Regions from separate parts of the Homo sapiens genome. Here region 2 is linked to region 1. The links are chromatin loops, found by intact Hi-C in ENCODE. Cell type or tissue: IMR-90. All regions are shown on one strand.

The links. Peaks named below come from ENCODE experiments on the same cell type or tissue, not always from the same donor. Only the 100,000 strongest peaks of a DNase experiment are listed, where the experiment ranks them.
Region 2: a loop joins it to region 1, with 2.5 times the contacts of the local background. A loop is called at or near these places in 2 of 110 quality-filtered maps.

What each region holds. Positions count from the first base shown.
Region 1 is chr17:62,548,905-62,556,904 of GRCh38, reverse strand. TLK2 (tousled like kinase 2) reads right to left here. Exons shown (of 22, transcript NM_006852.6): 8 at 4,508-4,603; 9 at 3,150-3,242. Among named protein-coding and RNA genes, the nearest start is that of TLK2, 74 kb to the right of the region's middle. In IMR-90, a CTCF peak has its summit at 3,594 (motif pointing left); no DNase peak of the experiment used is centred here; H3K4me3 peaks cover 341 bases.
Region 2 is chr17:62,649,490-62,657,489 of GRCh38, reverse strand. The region is part of intron 1 of MRC2 (mannose receptor C-type 2); the gene reads right to left. Among named protein-coding and RNA genes, the nearest start is that of MRC2, 26 kb to the right of the region's middle. RefSeq lists enhancers at 2,792-3,502, 4,215-4,925, 4,926-5,637. In IMR-90, no CTCF peak of the experiment used is centred here; a DNase peak (open chromatin) is centred at 4,939; H3K4me3 peaks cover 802 bases; H3K27ac peaks cover 2,582 bases.

The DNA of each region.
Region 1 (8,000 bases):
GCTGCAGTAAATGCCAGAAATATATGGAAGACAGTGTTTAATGAGATTCAGAAGAAAGGGGCAATCATATTAAAATAAGACATAACATGTGAGAAATAAAGGAGAGAAATCAGAGATTCAAGCTAAGAGTCAAGAAGAAACCAATATAAAGAGGGATAAAAGCATAGTTAGACATAATCACACATTTTCCAAATAAAAATATATAAACCCACATATAGAGACACCCTGGGGTAATATTTAACAAATTATGGTGTTTGCTGCTTTGGTCATGAACCTCTCTGAAATACGAAATGCTTGAAAAACTGAAGGAGAAACAGAGAGAGAGAATGCGTGTTATATTTGAGAGGCAGAACGAATAGAACAAGGGGTTATGACACAAAAATCCTGCACACAGTGTTGTCTTTCCACGGGAGGGCAAAAGAGAGAATTCTCAGGTCGGTAAGGCAGAGAAAATTTAACACTGACAAATCCTTGCTGAAAAATAATCACTTAAAAATGTACCACCATCAACAGATAAAACAAAAACTATAAATAAAAAAAATACTGCTGATAAGTTTTGAAATCAGTTGAATAAACAAGTCTAACAATGACTACAAATTTGGTCATAAAGCTGCCTCTGCCTATACTCTATACATAAGAACTTAGTATCATATATAGCAGTAAGAATGGTAATTTAACAATAATAATATAGGCCGAGCGCAGTGACTCACGCCTGTAATCCCAGCACTTTGGCAGACCAAGGCAGGCTGATCACTGCAGGTCAGGAGTTCGAGACCAGTGTGGCCAATGTGGCAAAAACCCATCTCTATTAAAAATACAAAAATTAGCCAGGCATTGTGGGGCATGCCTGTAATCCCAGCTACTTGGGAGGCAGAGGCAGGAGAATCACTTGAACCTGGGTGACAAAGTGAGACTCTGTCTCAAAAAATTAATAATTAATTAATAATATAAACAGCCAAATGTAGTGGCACATGCCTATAGTCCCAACTACTTGGGAGGCCAAGGTGGGAGGATCACATCAGGCGGGGACTGGGGAGCGCACAGCTTGCAAGACTGCGCCACTGCACTCCAGCCTGGGTGACAGAGTGAGATCCTGTCTCAAAATAAATATATAAAATTAATAATAATAGCCGGGCGCGGTGGCTCACGCCTGTAATCCCAGCACTTTGGGAGGCCGAGGTGGGTGGATCACAAGGTCAGGGGTTCGAGACCAGCCTGACCAACATGGTGAAACCCCGTCTCTACTATACAAAAATTAGCTGGGCGTGGTGGCGGGCGCCTGTAATCCCAGCTACTCAGGAGGCTGAGGTAGGAGAATTGCTTGACCCCAGGAGGCGGAGGTTGCAGTGAGCTGAGATCACGCCACTGCACTTCAGCCTGGGCGACAGAGCAAGACTCTGTCTCAAAAAAAAAAAAAAAAATTAATAATAATATAAACACACCAGACTTTACTAATAAAGGCCAGACTTAGTTTAGCTATGTGCTGAATTCCAGGTTTTATATAAAAAGGAGTCAAAATACACTATTTTACCCTATGTTTTCATTAAGTACAGAAATATAATACAAGTAAAACAATTTTGGAAGTCAGATCATCATGAGTACAGTGACTTTTATAATCTGTATTATTAAACATATATTCAAACAAAATTGTACCCAAAGCCTAGTAAGAAAGACTGACAAAGGCAAGGCTGCCGATCCCCACCTTGCAGTGTCACAGTAGCCCTGGAGGTTTCAGGACCCTGAAGAGTCAGATTAACTACCACATTAGCACAAATAAGGATTAAACCTATACCTTCTAAATCACTAAAGAGAAAAATGCTAGCCAATGTTATTCATAAATCAGTAACATTTATGTATATATTCATTTGTGTGTGTGTGTGTGTATATATACACACACATATCTACTTCAAACAGCTCAAAATTACTGAAAAAAAAAATGTACCAAATGTTTAATCCCAATTAATGGAATTATGAGTGACACATTTTTCTGTATTTTGTAAAGAGCATGTATAATTTTTTTTTTTTTTTGAGGCAGGGTCTTGCTCTGTTGTCCATGCTGGAGCACAGCAGCGTGAACTTGGCTCACTGTAGCCTAGAGGTCCTGGGCTCAAGCATCTTCCCACCTCACGCTCCCAGTAGCTGGGACCACAGACACACCACCATGCCTGGCAAATTTTGTATTCTTTTATAGAAATGGGGTCTTGCTGTGTCATGCATGCTGGTCTCAAACCCCTGATCTCAAGCAATCCTCCTGCCTCAGCCTCCCAAAGTGGCAGGTATGGGCCACCATGCCCGGTCCTTTTTACTTTCTTATTTTTTTCTTGAGACAAAGTATCACTCTGTCGCCCAGGCTGGAATGCAGTGGCGCAATCTCAGCTCACTGCAACCTCCGCCTCCCAGGCTCAATCAATTCTCCTGTCTCAGCCTCCCAAGTAGCTAGACTACAGCCGCTTGCCACCACACCAGGATAACGTTTTATATTTTTTTAGTAGAGACAGGGTTTCTTTTTACCATGTTGGCCAGGGTGGTCCCAAACTCCTGACCTCAAGTGATCCACCTGCCTTGGCCTCCCAAAGTGCTGGGATTACAGGTGTGAACCACCATGTCCGGCCCTTTTTACTCTTTAAAAACTATGAGTCAGTCATGCCAAATTGCATATTCAAAATATATTGATATTTTCTAGTGGTATCTATTTAATTCCAGATGAAGCATTTTAAAGGTTTCTTTTGTAAGCACAAAAAAGTTTGGGTGAGTAGGTTATAAAAGGTACAAAAAGCAAAATGGGCTAATAAGTCCTTTGAAATAGCTTATAAAATTCAACAATATTAAAATAACTTCTCTGGAATGGGAAAACAACACTTTATACTTATTCCCACAGTTCTAGATGAAATATAACACTCCACATATCTATTTCTCCAATATAAATTCAATCATTAAAACACTACAGTATAAGATTTCCAATTTAAAGGTAGTGTTTAGAATGCAGGAACCTGGTTCCTACTCAGATTCCCTCAATTAAAGAAAAATACCCAAATGTTTATTATTTCATTGTTATTTGGCTATAGTAATTACTTCTATGATATGTACATAATCCAAATATATATAACAAATGGTGCTTGCTATAAAATCTCTTACATTTTAATACTTACTCTTAATAAATCATCTATTCTTCCCTCCTTCTTCTCTAAGTCAGAATTCTTACTGTTTTCTAGTGCAGATATTTTTTCTATTGTGAGGTCGGACTACAGAGACAAAGGTAAAACAAATTTAGGATTAGTCTCAACATGTTATATGTCATCACACTCTTCTCATTACCTTTCTCGGGGGGGTGGGAAAAAGCACTTGCTCACACAAATGGCCTAGAATCACATGGCTTAAGAAATGAAATCTGCTTGTCTCATCTCATTCTTCAAGTCCTCTGCTGGGTTCCTTATGTCCCACTACACCTACACTTCAAACACATGTTAATTCTGGAATCAAATGTATGAATTCTCACTACTGTGCACTGAACAATGTAGAAACACGTTACTCCAGAAATGAAACTAACTTTGAATAGAAAAGGATCTCACAGGAGACTTGACACACAACTCTCTAAGGAACAAATGCGCCATCTGGTGGAAACAGAGAGCAATCAGAAGGGAAGAGAAGAAGCTACCTGAGTGCTCAACTATCTAACTGAACTGTACAAGAGCTGGTGATTTAGATAAAATTCAAATGTGCTCCAGGGAGTTGTATACCTCTTGAGATTTAAGAAATTCTCCTAGATTGCCAACGATCCTGTCTTGAAGGTAATATATATAGTATCAAAAGAGCCTTCAAGAAAACCCAGTATACTCAAAACTACAAAATGGAAGCTATAGCCACCATCCTTTGCAGATACAATCCTCAAATGTTCAGAACACTACCTAAATTAAAGAGTTTCTGAACACAATTTAAGGAGTAAACCATGTTGGTATCTCACATCTGAGAGAAGTTTAGCCAGGTATAAATAAGTAAGCAGGAAAAGGAATACATTAACTACTTTCATAAATTAGAGAATTAACATTTATTGAAAGCCTACTACAAGTACACTACTAATAAACATTTTGTATACACTGTCTGAGATCATGAGAATCAACCATATTTTCACAGATGATTTGTACTAAGAAAAACTGAGGCCCAGGCCAGAATCTGAACTTAGAGGCCTTCAAAGCGTAGGTACTTTTCTTCTGTGGAATACTGTAGGGAAAAAAAAAAAAAAAAGGTGTGCAGTTTCCTTAACACCATGCTTTAGCATAAGCATTTCTGCTACAATACACCGGAAGAGTAAAGAAAAGCCTCAAAAAGTTAAAGCACCTTCCAAAGGACTTTAAATACCCATAATGCAAGTTATGAATATAATACACACAAATAATGAGGTGGTCAGAGAAATACAGAGAAGTCAGAGAAGAATGACAGACTACACAGGTTAGCCCTTATTCCTACACAGCAGGTATGCCCCTCAATTGATTATCGATCACCAACCTACCTGGGTCTGTCTGTGCTGGATGGAGATCTGTTTTTGGGAGCTGCAGGAATGCTCTGTGTTGCCAGATCCCGTAGATGAGGGACTGTTTTGCTGAGCCTACAATAAAGGTGCATTACCAATCACAGGAAAGTTTGGCATCTTTTTCCACAAACACTTGTATTAATGCAAACAACTCCATAATTTGTATCTCCACAATACAAACCCCTTCTTATGAAAGTGAGAAGTCAGGGCCACGTGGCCAAGAAGAAAGTAAAACAATTCAAATATGAGACAAAGGGCTGGACATGGTGGTTTATACCAAGTTCCTGTAAACAGGTTTAAAGTATCAAATGCTTACAAATGAATTTTTAAAATATGAAAATTAGAGAAAATGAAAAGTTATTCCTGTAATAACTTGCCTTTTTCACTTGTATTTTCATATGCTTTAGTCAGAAAAGGCTAGTGAAGCATCCAATGCACAGGGGATGCATGTAAAGGACTGTGAACCACTATTCAGAATAGTCTCCTAAACACACAAACATTATCCATGAACACACAGCGGTCTAAAATCCAGGTTGATTTCTAATACTGTCACTTGCTGACTGGGCATTCTAAGGCATTTTAAATTTATACGGTTTAGGTTCCACAATATAATTAACCTATTCAGGTTAATTATATTATATTCTCAATAATACTTTTTTTTTTTTTTCTTTTGAGATGTAGTCTTGCTCTGTCACCCAGGCTGGAGTACAGTAGCACGATCTGGGCTCACTGCAAGCTCTGCCTCCCGGGTTCATGCCATTCTCCTGCCTCAGCCTCCCGAGTAGCTGGGACTACAGGCACCCGCCACCATGCCTGGCTAATTTTTTGTATGTTTAGTGGAGACAGGGTTTCACTGTGTTAGCCAGGATGGTCTTGATCTCCTGACCTCATGATCCGCCCGCCTCAGCCTCCCAAAGTGCTGGGATTACAGGCGTGAGCCACCACACCTAGCCTAACAGTACTTTTTAAAACAAGGTAAAACTGCAGCTAACAAAGTATGACCCATCACAGACATAAGTAGAAAATATTCAATATTCTGAGAATCATGGAATGGTAAAAATACAGTACTACTATCTCATCAGAGAATACAGCATTTCCACATGTGAATTTCTTCTGATACTTTCTACATATTCTTTTGATTACTGTTCTTACTCATTAACATATTAACAATGGTATAACCACCAACTATTGAACAAGTTACTGTAACCTAAATGTTTCACTGTCATTGTCACAGGTTAATTCTTACAAAATCCTATAAGGAGACTGGGTCAGGTGGCTCACCTGTAATCCTAGCACTTTGGGAGGCTGAATCAGGTGGATCACTTGAGGACAGAAGCTCGAGACCAGCCTGGCCAACATGGCAAAACCCTATCTTACTAAAAATACAAAAATTAGCTAGGCACAGTGGTGCACACCTGTAATCCCAGCTACTCAGGAGGCTGAGGCAGGAGAATTGCTTGAGCCTGGGAGGCGGAGGTTGCAGTGAGATGAGATCACACCACTGCACTCCAGCCTGGGTGACAGAGCAAGACTCTGTCCTATAAGGTGGTTGTAATTATTAGTTCCATTTTACAAATAAATAAAATAAAAATCAGAGATATTAAGTACCTATGTGAGTTCACAGAGCTAGTGGGTGGGGTGACCAGAACTGGGGGTTGTGTCCACAATAACTGCTCTCAATGACCACAGTAGACTGTTACCACCAGCCTGTGAGCAAACTAGCACTTCCTACACACGATTTCATTGAAGGCTCACAACAGCCTCATCAGATAGGCAGCATTATTAACGCCATTTTAATGTATACATTCAATGACTATTTATTAAGTACTCCCTATGTCTAAGCACTGTGCTAGGTGCTAGGTACACATGGTAAGAGAAACCACAGACCCAGTCCTTACTCTGCCTTAATGAAGCTTACAATCCAAAACAAGATTTACTAAACACTTGGTAAATATTTGTTGAAAGAAACTGTTGAATAAACAATCATATAATAAATACACAATCACAATTAGGATAAGTGCTAAAAGAGCATATAACAAGGCACATAACCTAATTTAGAGGGTCAGGGATAAACCTTTAAAAAGTTTATGATTTGAGGCTGAGCACAGTGGCTCATGTCTGTAATCCCAGCACTTTGGGAGGCCGAGGTGGGTGGATGACCTGAGGTCAGGAATTCAAGACCAGCCTGGCCAACATGGTGAAACCCCATCTCTACTGGAAATACAAAAAATTAGCCAGGCGCAGTGGCGCACACCTGTAATCCCAGCTACTGGGGAGGCTGAGGCAGGAGAATCGCTTGAACCTGGGAGGCGGAGCTTGCAGTGAGCCAAGATTGTGTCACTTCACTCCAGCCTGGGCAACAGAGTGAGACTTCGTCTCAAAAAACAAAAAAAAGTTTATGATTTGAGGCTGGGTGCGGTGGCTCAGGCGTATAATCCCAGCACTTTGGGAGGCTGAGGCAGGTGGATCAGCTAAGATCAGAAGTTGAAGACCAGCCTGGCCAACATGGTGAAATCTCATCTCTACTAAAAAAAAAAAAAAACAATACAAAACAAAAAAAATTAGCCAGGCGTGGTGGTGGGCGCCTGTAATCCCAGCTACTCAGGAGGCTGGGGCATGAGAATTGCTTGAGCCCGGGAGGTGGAGGTTGCGATGAGCTGAGATCACACCACTGCACTCTAGCCTGGGTGACAGAGCAAGACTCCGTCTTGCGGTGGGGGTCTTGGGGGGGAGCACCAAGTCTATATAATTCCAAATAACTAAATATGTTCTCTACTCTAGGATGCAGCAAATCCAATCTTTCCTTACTAATTAAGGGTCATCATTATGAACCTCAAGTATTATAATGCACTAGGATACAAGCATTTGTATAACTGAAGATTTCCTTCAGTTATCATTTGATTGCTTTTACAATCCTCTCCTTTTACAATGTGTTTCTATTTTTTTTTTTTTTTTTTTTTTTTTTTTTTTTTTTTTTTGAGATGGAGTCTTGCTCTGTCACTTAGGCTGGAGTGTAGTGGCACGATCTCGTCTCACTGCAAGCTCTGCCTCCCAGGTTCACGCCGTTCTCCTGACTCAGCCTCCCGAGTAGCTGGGACTACAGGCACCCGCCACCACTCCCGGGTAATTTTTTGTATTTTTTTTTTAGTACAGACGGTGTTTTCACCAGGTTAGCCAGGATGGTTTCGATCTCCTGACCTCATGATCCCCCCACCTCGGCCTCCCAAAGTGCTGGGATTACAGGTGTGAGCCACCGCGCCCGGCCCTACAATGTGTTTCTATACAAATGACTGTCTGAACTATATTTATAATAAGAGCCAATAAGAATCAAATGATTAGACTGGGTGCAGTGGCTCACACCTGTAATCCCAGCACTTTGGGAGGCTGAGGTGGGTGGATCATGAGGTCAGGAGTTCAAGACCAGCCTGGCCAACATGGTGAAACCCTGTCTCTACTAAACATACAAAAAAAA
Region 2 (8,000 bases), 100 kb before region 1:
CCCATGCCTAGCACAGTGCTACGCATCAAGCTGTGGCTCAATATGTTCTTACTGAGTAAATGGAGAAATGAATGAAGCTAGGCAGGGAGCTGTGCACTGAGCACTGGCTGGGTGTGATTCATTCATTTATTCATTCATTCATCCAACAATGATGTATTGAGAATTTCATAGATGCCAGCAGGGCATCAGGCACTGAGGGTATTGTGAACAATATAGACATGATCCCAGCCCTTATCACCATATGGTCTGGCAGGGCGCTGGGCTCTACAATGAAGACATGGCAACGATAACAATCTGTGACCTCATTGAGCTGCCTTTATCTGCCCAGGAAACTTCCCATCCCCTTCTTGTTCTCCTTGTATTGTGTACCTCTGGCTATGTGGATGTGTGGGTGGGCACAAGGCTCACTCTTGAGCTGATGACAGTGTCTATCCCCTTGGCCACAGTGATGGGGCACATAACTCAAACAGGGCTGATCAGAGAACTCCCCTGGAACACATAAAGCTTTCCCTTTTTGTTAAGATTGCTAGGCTGGGGCTGCCAATGGCCATGCTTCCTACGATGAGGGGATAATATATAAAGAGAAGCAGAGTGAAACGGGACAAAGAGATGGAAAGAGAGGAAGTGAGTCCCAAAGATGCTGGATGTCCTGTCCCTGAATCCCTGAGGCTCTTTCCTCCATTCTGTGAAACACTCAGGATCATCTGCAGCCAGCTGGGCTCCTGCATTCCTTTTTTAATTAGCTTGTCTGCATTGGGTTTCTGTCCCATTCTCCTTATTTCCTGGGAGGTTACTGCTCTAGGACCTCCTCTGACCTGTCAGACCAGCCTCTTGGGTCGGCTGCAGCACCAAGGCCATGTCAGAGGAGGTGCCTGGAGGCTGGACCCTCAGCCCATTCTCCTAATCATCCTTCTGGCTGCTCCCTTGGGGGCTTTCTTATCCCATACAGATGATAATCATTTATGAAGCACTGTAAGGGAAATTAAAAATGAACCAGATGCTGGGCACAGTGGCTCATGCCTGTAATCCCTGCACTTTGAAAGGCTAAGGTGGGAAGATCGTTTGAGCCCAGGAGTTCAAGACAAGCCTAGGTAACATGGTGAGATCCCGTCTCTACAAAAAAATTTAAAAATTAGCCAGGTGTAGGCTGGGCGTGGTGGCTCACACCTGTAATCCCAGCACTTTGGGAGGCCGAGGCGGGTGAATCACGAGGTCAGGAGTTTGAGACCAGCCTGGCCAACATGGTGAAACTCCATCTCTACTAAAAGTACAAAAATTAGCGGGGCATGGTGGCGCACACCTGTAATCCCAACTACTCAGGAGGCTGAGGTAGGAGAATCGCTTGAACCCAGGAGGCGGAGGTTGCAGTGAGCTGAGATTGCACCACTGTACTCCAACCTGGCAACAGAGTGATGTTCCATCTCAAAAAAAAATTAGCCAGGTGTGGTGGCATGTGCCTGTGGTCCCAGCTACTCGGGAGTCTGAGGCAGGAGGAATAACTGAGCCGAGGAGTCTGAGGCAGTAGTGAGCTATAATCACGCCACTGCATTCCAGCCTAGGAATCAAAAGAAGATACAGCCTCTGCCCTCATGCGTTTATAATGAAGCTGGAGAGGCTGAACTCATGAAGCAATCCATGGAAAAGTTTAAGTCTGCACGGTTGGGGGTGAAGGTGATAGATAGAAATGAACTTTCCAGATAAATGAAGTGTGATAGAAATATTTCTTTCTTTCTTTTTTTCTTTTCTTTTTCTTTTTTTTTTTTTTTTTAAAGAGACAGAGTTTCGTTCTGTTGTCCAGGCTGGAGTGCAGTGGCATGATCATAGCTCACTGCAGCCTTGAATTCCTGGGCTCAAGTGATCCTCCCACCTAAGCCCCCAGAATAACTGGGACTATAGGCATGCACCCCACCATGCCCAGCTAATTGTTGTTTGTTTGTTTGTTTGTTTTGAGATGGAGTCTCGCTCTGTTGCCCAGGCTGGAGTGCAGTGGCGCGATCTCGGCTCACTGCAAGCTCCTCCTCCAGGGTTCACACCATTCTCCTGCCTCAGCCTCCCGAGTAGCTGGGACTACAGGCGCCCGCCACCATGCCCGGCTAATTTTTTTGTATTTTTAGTAGAAACGGGGTTTCACCATGTTAGCCAGGATGGTCTCAATCTCCTGACCTCGTGATCTACCCACCTTGGCCTCCCAAAGTGTTTGTGTTTGAGACGGAGTCTGCTCTGTTGCCCAGCCTGGAGTGCAGTGGAGCGATCTCCACTCACTGCAGGCTCCACCCCTGGGGTTCATGCCATTCTCCTGCCTCAGCCTCCCGAGTAGCTGGGACTACAGGCGCCCGCCACCACGCCCGGCTAATTTTTTTGTATTTATAGTAGAGACAGGGTTTCACCGCATTAGCCAGGATGGTCTCGATCTCCTGACCTCGTGATCCGCCTGCCTCGGCCTCCCAAAGTGCTGGGATTACAGGTGTGAGCCACCGCACGCAGCCCCAGCTAATTGTTTTTACTTTTTGTAGAGACGGAGTCTTGCTTTGTTGCCCAAGCTGATCTTGAACTCCTGGCCCCAACCTCCTGATCCTCCTACCTTGGCCTTCCAAAGTGCAGGATTTCTAGGTGTGAGCCACCGTGTCTAGTTTGATAGGAATATTTCTGATGTAGTCCACACTTCTTGTTTCTCAGACATCCAGGTCATCACCTGGGAAACATGCCTGTGCTCATGGGCAACTGGGTTTTAAAGCAATTTGCCCTACATTGAGTAACCCATCTCCTTCCTCCTTGATGGTCACTGAGGCCTCCTCTCCCGTCCTGTCTGCTTCAAGGCACACAATGCTTTGGTGAAGTCGCGAGGCTGAGTGCAAAGGCTTGACAACAGTTTGTGTCTCTGGAGCAAAACCCTCAGCTGTTGCTGCAGTTTCCCCGGACTCAGCCCATCCACAGAGGCAGCCAGAGGTCTGACCTCAGATAAGACGGCTGCTCTCCACAAGACATCACAGATGAAGGAGGCAGATGAGAAGTTAATTCTAGCATGGTGCCTGGCATGCAGCGGACTCTCAACAAATATGTGTTGAATGAGAGGCATGTCACATAAAACCCTGAAAGGCACAAGCAGAGACAAGGACAAGGAAGGCATTCCAAGGACAAGGAAGGCGGTCCAAGCTGCCCAACCGCAGGAGCAAAGGCTGCAGGCAGGAACGCAGGGCCCAGCGACCACCTGGCTTAGCTCCTGGAAAGCTGGGGGCTGGAGGACAGCTGGCCAGCCCTGGAGGGGACTCAGTTCCATCCCTGAGGGCATGGCAGGGTGGCCTCCAGCCTCTGAGCCTCTCTCCCTTCACTGCCCCTCCCCAGGCCACGCAGAGGCGAGGGGTCATCCCAGGGAGAGCCAGAGGCCGCCTGAAAGGGCCGCCAGCCAAGAGGAGCAGCTGTTTTCAATGAGCTGCTTAACCTCCAGGCCAGGCCTGGAAATGTCCTTGAGTCAGCAGAAGCTGCCAGCCCCACCCTGCTAAGAGGCCAACCCTGGGGACCCAGCACCCCACCCTGCACCACCCCTGGCTAGAGACTGTGTCCACGTACATGCATGCACATTAGATCCTGGGCTGGACGAGGGGGGCATTGCTTCCATGGAGGACGGGGGTTACATGATATCGAAGCCCAATACCCCGCCCAACTGTGCAACATCCCCACCGACATCCTGAACCATGGTGGGTTTCCCTCTACCGGCCACCTTCCCCTTTTCACACCCTCCTCCCTCCTCCCCAACAGCCCCTCCATCCCAGCCAGGCCAAACTGCTTTCCTCCCACAGCTTAAAGTGCTTGTGCCTAAAACCTACACACACAGTCCCAGTGTTGCGCTGTTGCTGTCACAGGCCACCCTTTGTAGAGCAGTGGCGGGCTTCCCCCACCAGTCATTTCCAGAGATGCTTTTCTCCCCACTTCAAATCTCTGTGCTGCAGACTGTGATATCCTGTGTTCTAGGAAGACATTAAATCACACTCTGGCAGGGAATGGGTGGAGAGGTGGGACTGTCCCTCCACCTACTAAATGCAGGCGGTGGTGGGGAAGGCGACTGTCACCTTTCCCGCGGTTTTGCTGATCCTCCAGACCCCGCCCCGGGGGTGGGGGCGGGGGTGGGGGTAATGCGGGCTGAGTGGAAGCTAGCCCCGCCCCTGGGGTTCTCTGGGAAGGCAAATCCTCACCCGCGCTGGCCTTCCCCTTCGCAGTGTCATGGTGTTTGATCTCATCCCCTGCTGGCTTTTGTCTTAGACCAAAGCATCACAGTATTTTCGGCCAGTCCTCCCCCAGGCCCCCCTTGCCGGAGGAACTGGAGAGCGGCCGCGCTACAGCAAGCAGCAATCGCTCTCGCCTCCAGCCTCTGCTCCGGGCAGCGCCCGGCCCTTTCCTCCCACTGGCTCTTCCTCACCGGGGGTCACCAGGCCTGGATCCCCAGAGTCCGAGCATCCCGGGGGCGGGCACACCTTGACCCCTTTCTCCCCCAACCCAGTGCCCAGGATCTGGGGCTCCCAGATCCACCTGCTCTTGGAGTTCCGAGTCTTCTCTGCTTCTGCTCCCAAGGGGCACCCCTGCCCCCGCCATCGTGCGCCCCCAACTCCAAGGAGCGCCCCTCCCCAAGCCACCGTTCGCCCTCAATCTGCGGCACGCCCCTCCCCCCGCCACCGTGTGCCCCTCCCTCCACCGAGCACCCCTCCCCCTGCCATCGTGCACCCCCCCAAGCGGCGCCACTTCCTCTGTCACCGTGAGCCCCCTCTCCACTGGGCGCCCCTCCCTCCACCGCCGTGCGCCCCTCAATCTGTGGCACTTCCCGCTCCGCCGCCTCCCGCCCAGCTAGACAAATGCCCGGTCTGCGTGGCCGCTGCCCCTGGCGCCGTCTGCTAGCCCGCAGCCAAAATAAACAGCCCAAGAGCCACTTCCTTCCCCGTGGGGGGAATTTTCACAACGACGGCTGGCTCCAGTCGCGGCAGGAAGTGGCTTTCTGGGCCAACGATCCAACCTCATTGACCAGGCCGCTGAGGGCAGAATTCGGGAATGGGACCCGGAGCGCGGGGGCGGAGGCAGAGCCTCGCCGTGGCCACGCGATCACTTGTGCCCTCGCGGGGACCCCATCGCCGACAGCGGCCACCACTCCATAACGCAGGTGCGGAAGGCCTCTGCCGAGCCACACCTGTTCATTTCTCCGTGCGGGGGTGTTGTGCGCCTGCCCTTTCTTAAAATCATGGACAGGTTAGGACTCCACGCCTGGTTGATTGAGGACGAACCAGTGAGTGACTGCGTGACTTTATTAGGAGACATCCATACGAATTTGGGGGAAAGCATTTTTTTAAAATGTAGTTTTGACAAAGTGTCTACAAGGTGTGTGGGGTGGGGAGTAACCGAAAGCGGAAATATTACACGTGCCCCTCTGGTTCATTGAAGAGTCAGCAGAAATGAAGAAAATCTTTGGGCCTTTCTGTAATTTACAATTTTCCATAGTGAAAATTTATGTTTTCTGACTTAAAAGAAAAAAACAACTTAGATACCCCCCCACAAACAAAAGAAATGTGTAGCAAAATGTATTCAACCAGAATGATTAGTTCCTGAGAAACTGAGGTTTAAAATATTAACAGTCAGGCAGGGCGCGGTGGCTCACGCCTTTAATTCCAGCATTTTGGGAGGCCGAGGCAGGTGGATCACTTAAGGCCAGGAGTTTGAGACCAGCCTGGCCAACATGGTGAAACTCCATCTCTAATAAAAATACAAAAATTAGCTGGGTATGGTGGCAGATGTGGTGGTGTATGCCTGAGGAGACTGAGGCAGGAGAATTGCTTGAACCCGGGAGGAGGAGGTTACAGTGAGCCCAGATCGCACCACTGCACTCTAGCCTGGGGGACAGAGTGAAACTCGTCTCCGTAAAGAAGGAGAAAAAAATTAACTTTCAATTCAATTTCTTGGTAATGGTCTTTCAAGTAACACTTGACAAAAAAGGTAGAGATTCCCAACAACCTGCACTGGAGGTTTTCACTGGCCAAGTGCCCACTGAGGACCCAGGCTCTGCCCCTGGCTTCTCCATGCCCTGGACCTTTGCCTGGCATGAGTCTGAGCTTGTGAAAGATGTTTGTCGGCCGGGCGCAGTGGCTCACGCCTGTAATCCCAGCACTCTGGGAGGCCGAGGTGGGTGGATCACGAGGTCAAGAGATAGAGACCATTCTGGCCAACATGGTGAAACCCTGTCTCTACTAAAAGTACAAAAATTTGCTGGGCGTGGTGGCGTTCGCCTGTAGTCCCAGCTACTTGGGAGGCTGAGGCAGAAGAATTGCTTGAACCCAGGAGGCGGAGGTTGCAGTGAGCCGAGATCGCACTACTGCACTCCAGCCTGGCGACAGAGCGAGACTGCGTTTAAAAAAAAAAAAAAAAAGATGTTTGTCAAATGACAGAATGACTGTGAATGGAGGGATCTTAGAATTCATCTTGCCAATCGTTTAGAACGGGAAACTGAACACAGAAAGGTTAAGTGACTTGTCCAGGGATGTTCAAGGAACCTGGACCATGGCCTTTCTATTAGGTCTAAACCTCATCAGAGTCCTAAACAGCACTGTGCCAGTATTTGCTTCTCTAGGCAAATCATATCATTTACGTCAATACCGACAATGAAATGGCAAGTTAGTGATCATTACACCAGCACCACAAGCATGAACCAGGCCTGCCCCCGGCAAACTGGGACCTGTGGTCACCCTGCGCTTGTAAAAAGAGACACAAAGAATGCCAGGCATTAACCATGCGCGTCCAGGCACCAGACAGTGGGTTCCAAGGCTTTTCATTAATCCTTATAACAACCCTCAGATGTAGGCAAAATTCTGATCTGCACTTGACAGATGAGGAAACTGAGGTATTAAATAACTGAGAGATTAACATCTTGATAACACAGTTAATAAGGGGAAGAGCTGGGAAGGATGGCCAGGCAGACTTATTCCAGAGCGGACTCCAGCTAGCCTCCGAATTTTAGATGATAGCCCACAGGCAAGTTGTGTTTGGCTTCAGGATGTGTGAGAGAGATTACACATAAAAATGTAGATTTCCAGTCGAGGCAGCATGCCTGCAGGGTGCCAGCCACAAGAGCTGGTGCAGCTGCCCACCTGGGAGGGGTGTGGGCTCACCGGTTTGCCACAGTCTCCACCCATCCCTTTTGTGCCCCCACCATACACACACACTGAAGTGGAATGAGAGTGGCCATATAGTATCATGCTTGTACCCTTGTTTTTCTGAGTGGCAAAGCATTTTTCAGTATCCTGGTGTCTATTAAGAATGACGGCCAAGCATGGTGGCTCATGCCTGTGATCCCAGCATTTTGGGAGGCAGAGGCAGGCAGATCACTTGAGGCCAAGAGTTCGAGGCCAGCCTGGCCAACATGGTGAGACACCGTCTCTACTAAAAATACAAAACTTAGCCGGGTGTGGTGGCGGGTGCCTGTAGTCCCAGCTACTCAGGAGGCTGAGGCAGGAGAATCACTTGAACCCTGGAGGCGGAGGTTGCAGTGAGCCGAGATAGTGCCACTCCAACCTCAGCAATAGAGCGACACTCTTGTCTCAAAAAAATTTTAAAAAAAATTAAAAAAAAAAAAGAATGACAAGAAGGCTGTATCTATTTCAAAATAAAACAAAACAAAAAATGTATGTATCGGTGGGGCGGGGGGGGTCTGCTGCCCTGCCAACATGATTGATGTCAAATGACACTGTGACACGCTGCATAGGAGACATGAGACACATTTGAAGCACAGCACAATATGACTGAGAAATCAAGGCACGTTTCCTAATGAGCTGTTGCTCCACACATTGGCAATTCCCTGCCCTCCTGACATGGCAACATTCAAAGATCACTTGTTTGGTTCTAAAAGCAAGGCACGGCACTCTTTTTGAGACAGAGTCTCTCTCTGTCACGCAGGCTGGAGTGCAGTGATGAAATCTTGGCTCACTGCAGCCTTCACCTCCTGGGTTCAAGGGATTCTCCTGCCTCAG